Linked DNA regions of Mus musculus: region 2 is linked to region 1. A link is a loop called in an ENCODE intact Hi-C map of the cell type or tissue named here. Cell type or tissue: left cerebral cortex. All regions are shown on one strand.

Region 1 (2,500 bases):
AGCGCCTTTGTAATGATGTATCCTTGCTACCTGTATTTAGCATCCAATCTCCTTCAAATCCATTGTTCATTTCTGCACTCTGATCTTCTACCTAGCACTGTGGGCATGTGTAGTCCTTGTTCCTCTCTGTCTTGTTCTTCTGTGGCAGTGGTGTATTTCTTGTGTTCCTTTTACGATGTTTTGTTCTCACAGGAGCCACTTAACCCCAAACCTCTTTTTTTTTTTCCTCTTGAGTAAACAGCTTGCTAGAACCCCACCACCCTACCCTTTACTAAGGTTTCTCCATTTTCCTTTCCCAGGGGAACTTTAGGTGAAAATAGTAGGGAGAGGCAAGTGGATTTGGCCAATTGCCACTGTCCTACATTTTCTTGGCACTCATGGAGAGGGCCTAGGGAGTTTTTCATCAAGGTCTAGTTCACAAGTACCTTTTCTTAGTTTCCCTTTCCAGCTGTCTCCTCCCTAGGTCCCTTCCTTTGCCTTAGTTTGTTTTATTCACTACTTGAGCTTCTCTCATAACGCCCAGGCTAGCCTCAAGCTGCCAATGACCTTGTACTTCAATTCTGCCGGATCACAGACCCTCACATGCGTTCTGTGCAGTCCTGAGGAATGAACTCGGGGTTTCACGCGCACTACCCTGGCCCTGGTTTTACACGGATTTCTGTGCATTGGCGCATTGATTCCAGAGGCCACTACCTTCCTTCTCCAGGGCCTGACCTAATTCTGGAATGCCCCGGTGTCTCTCCGTTCTGGGGAGCGCACCTGGTTCTCCAGAGAGCATTGGGGTTCAGGGGTGGCCTCAGAGGCCCGGCTCTAAAGCGGCTAGGACCCTCCTCTTGTCCCCGTGGAGAGCTGGGGGCGGGGAGCAGCGGCCGGGTGACCCCGGGTGTAACAGGTGCGGTAGCCGCAGCTGCGCGGGGGAGAGCGGCTTGGCGTCTGCTGGGGGTTGTCGGAGGCTAGTCCTCGCTGGACCAATGCGGGCCGCGGTTGTTCGTCGCCTGGCAACCGGCGGAGCCAATGGGCGGCGCCAGCGCGGGGCGGGGTGGGATGGGCGCCCGCCGAGGAAAGCGGCGAGAGGCGGGCCGGGCGGACCGGGCGGGCTGGAGGCTGCGCGGAGCCGCTGCGTGCCGCCGCGGGTGCGGGCCCGCGGGCTGCGGGAGGCGTGAGCCGCTCCCGGAGCCGTGACGGTGAGCGGCGGGATTGTGACGCGCAGGCGGGGAGGAGGGCACCGGGCTGGACGTGGACGCAGGCACCGGGGCCGACTCTGGGCGGGCTCGTCGCGGCCGTTGCAGCGGTTGGAGAGCGTTGCTGCCCGCCGCCTGCAGCGGAAAGTGCGAGGTAGGTGCTGGGGGGGCCCCGCGCCCTTTCGGGATGCGGCGCGGGCGCGCGCGGGGTCCCTTTGGCCCGACCGCGCGGGCTTGGCGAGTCCTCCGAGGCTGCCGCAGGACTTAGCGAGTGAGGTCTGCCGCTGCTGCAGGGGTAGGTGGCTCATAGTGGTCCAGCCCCACGTTTAGGGGAAGAACTTACATCATCGCAGGGGCAGGCTTGTTTGAGAAATTATTTGGCCCCGGATTTTCCAGTGGTGTAGAGTGCGTAAATGGTGAGCTCTGTCCGGGTCAGCACATATTTCTCCTGGTGCAGATTGCTGGGTTATGCAAGTCACCTGGGCCCAGGAAATAAAACTTGCCCAATAATTCCCCATCAGCACCAGTAGAGGAATCTTTACATTAATACCCACAGTTCAGGCTCCTTAGTCCTGCGTGTCAGATTCATAACCAGCCACGCCGATGCAGTTGTGAGAGCCGGGAGTTTCTTCTAGAATCCAGGCTGGATGAAAGGTGGAGCCCAAGGATGAGAGCCTTCTGGATTTGATATTTGCTTCAATTCAGTTTAGAGTCCAGGCCTGGAGTTAGCTGAAAATAGTGCTACCATGGAGCCCGCAAGGTTCCGGAGGAAAACCTTTCTAGTCCCAAATTTGATCTTGAACGGAAAGGTCTGTATATGACGTGACACATTTACGAGGCTGGATAAAATTCAAAACCGTCGATCCAGCTAGCAAAACTTAAGCCATCCAATCTCCTTACTCCCCAAGAGCCTGTGGGCCCACGAAGCTTAGAGTGTTCATTCAAACTAAACAAGAAAAGCTGTGCTCCCAGTCGACACTTTGTCCTGCCCGGTGTGCACAGAAGTTCCTCGTACAAAGTGGCTCTCTGAGAGGATTAGGAATGGATAGAATTCAAACCGGGGCGTTTTCTTTGGTAACTGTTGGGGCCCCTACAGCCTGTCATTTTACACCCTTCCTTTCCTTCTTGTTCTCCATCTGTACAGGGAAGATAATAGGTCCAGGGATTAAGTAACAGGGCCACAGCAGCTTGGAGATAACTGCTGGGGCCGGGCCACTCCAGGATGAAATGTGAAACTCGATCCATGACACACTTGAGCCTTGTGACAAGACTTGTTAAGTCCACAGCATCCTAGGCTTGCTCAGGCAGGTGTACGCACC
Region 2 (2,500 bases), 59 kb before region 1:
CACTTCCACCTCTTACAGTGTCCTACATCACACAACATCAACAGTTGATTTCCCAGACCCAGAAGGACCCCTGGTCATTAGCAGAGTGGTCTTTGACAATGTTCCTCCCAACAGCGGGGATGGGCAGCCTTCAGGGGATTCGTGCTAGACTCGTCCTAATTAAGTGCCGAATGCTCTGATTCCTTTGCCCGTAGTTTCTTGTCCTCTGGGGTGAGTAATGATGGGACACAAGTGTGTGCAACAGGCAGTCGGGGGTCACAGTACTGGCACGCAATATGGTGGCAGCAGATCACTGGGTGGACAATGCCAGGAATGCAGGACTTGGCGAAAGCAGTTTCCAGGCCTGAGTGGATTAGAACCTAACTGACTTCCAACTGCTTCTCGGGAACGCTTGGGTACAATGCAGTCACTCTTCCAGAATGTGTGCTCTCTCTCTGAGCAGCACAGCCTCCTGCTGGCTCCCTGGGCAATTTTGACTTTTTTCTTACACTTATTGATTTGCAGAGGTGTAAAAGCCAGACAATTGTGGGAGGCAGCCCTCTTCTACCACGAAGGCTCCAGGGCTGTGTATCTGCCTCACCAGTCCCAGCTGAGGAATTTGAACAATGTTATTTAACAACTTAAAAGGTGAAACAACGTAAATACAATAAATCGAAGGAAGGAAAGCTTTAAAAAAAAAAAGCAACTGCAGATGTAAGCAGGAATTTTTAAAGCATAGAAATCTGAAAATGTAAGATTTCAAAATGGTTGCGGGGTTGTTACCATAGCAACGCCAGTCTGAGCCACAGCATGTTTCCAAATGTCTTTCTCTGTGGGGAGATGTTCGAGGGCAGATTTCAAATTTTTTAATTAAGGAAAAGAATAAAGAATCAAGTTTAATGGGTTAAGAGCCATGCTAGAATGCCAATAACCCTCCCTCCAAGGCCTGAGAAGTCTGGTGAGGAGCGCTTTCTGGGACATGACAATTTCCCAGAACCGCAGCGTGGGGTCGCTGTGGTTCCACCGCTGCCTACGCCTCCGTCTGGCGCCTCAGAGAAAGGGCTTCCCTGCTCCTCCTTTGAGCCGCCCTAACAGTCCTGTCTTTAAACCGCATTTATGACTATTCTGTGCCGAGACTGTGAAAACCTCTTGGGACAGAGTCACAGTGAACAGCAGCCGGTGACGTTCACAGTCTAGAAAGAGAGATAAGTAAATAAATAGAAACATTAAGCTTGTGGTTAGATGTGGATGAAAAGGGAAGGGTGCCATTAGTGATGGAGTCTGCGTTTATACAAGGTGCGGGAAGATCTTCATTATGAATTATTAGGCTGAGACCCGCGGCTGAGCCTAAGGGGTGGAGGGATTGAGCACCAGGCAGAAAAGAAGGCTGTGCGTGTCAGGGCTCATGGAGAAAAAGAAACCTTAGGCTCTGGTCAGATCTCTTTATTTTTAGCTAGAGAGAAGCATGGGATGAGGGGTGGGGCTATTCAATTTGCACAGTTTGTGCTTCACACTACAGAACTGTTCCCCATTTCCTTTGTGAATTGTTTATTATTTGTGGCTTTTGGTGTGTGTAAACATTTTGAAAAGCCTACTTAGTATTATAACAATTTAATACTTTTTATATGGCTGCTGTCACAACACAGATTTAGGCCATGGAGTCTAGCAGCACAGCCACTGCGGGTGAAACAATTTAAAAGTTCGAGGGAAGCAAAGCATTTGGTGTTATGAGAGCAGAGATTTGGGGAGTAGCCTTCTTTGTGGCATTTCCAATTTCTGTTGTCATTACTCTTACATGGCTGCTGCACCAGCAGTCTCTCAGATCCGGAGGCAGGGTAGCCTCACCCGTCTTAATAACATTGATTGGCACAGCAACACAGGAGAGTGTTGGATAAGTGAAAAGGGAATGGGAGAAGGAGGGGGGATGGCTGGCAGGTGGGTGGGGGTAGGGCTAGTTTGATGGATGGATGCTTAGATGGATGGAGGGAGGGAGGGATTATTGAATGGATAAATGGATGGATGGATGGATGGACGGATGGATGGATGGTTGTTTGCATAGAGGGAGGGATGGGTTGGGATGATGGAATGAGGGAATGGTTGAATGGATGGATTGGAGGGAGGGAGGGATGGCTGGCTGAAGTGACAGGCAGAGAAGGTAAGGAGTGTGAAAGTGCCAACTATGTGGCACAGAACACTGGTGACAGATCTTCATCATTCTTCCTTGTACATGTCAAATACTGACGAAGTACCTGCTGTGTGTGAGTCACAGTCACAGTCACAGACAGGGGCGTACAACAGTGAGTAAAACCGTATTGCCCTCATGATGTTTACTGTCAGTGATGGAAACAGATACGAACTGCAACTGATCCCAATTTTAGGAAGTATTATGTATATAAAATGAGGTGTGGATTTAGTGTCGTCAGGGTCGAGAGAGTGTAAGTACTGCAGGTTGGATGAAAAGGTGTCCTGGATGTTGGTGTAAGAATGAAAGGACAAAGGACAAACTTGATCCTGATTCGAT

Evidence for each region. Hi-C counts contacts between places; a loop is a spot of excess contacts. Peaks named below come from ENCODE experiments on the same cell type or tissue, not always from the same donor. Only the 100,000 strongest peaks of a DNase experiment are listed, where the experiment ranks them.
Region 2: it touches region 1 in a loop (4-fold over the local background); 6 of 42 quality-filtered maps call a loop at or near these places.

The regions. Positions count from the first base shown.
Region 1 is chr3:146,403,601-146,406,100 of GRCm38, forward strand. Ssx2ip (synovial sarcoma, X 2 interacting protein) reads left to right here and starts at 1,042. Exons shown (of 14, transcript NM_001355661.1): 1 at 1,042-1,335. In left cerebral cortex, no CTCF peak of the experiment used is centred here; DNase peaks (open chromatin) are centred at 415, 975, 1,524 and 1,901; H3K4me3 peaks cover 2,211 bases; H3K27ac peaks cover 1,868 bases.
Region 2 is chr3:146,344,389-146,346,888 of GRCm38, forward strand. Gm40167 (a long non-coding RNA gene) reads left to right here and starts at 2,046. Exons shown (of 2, transcript XR_867699.1): 1 at 2,046-2,500. In left cerebral cortex, a CTCF peak has its summit at 989; DNase peaks (open chromatin) are centred at 425 and 1,034; H3K4me3 peaks cover 668 bases; H3K27ac peaks cover 1,604 bases.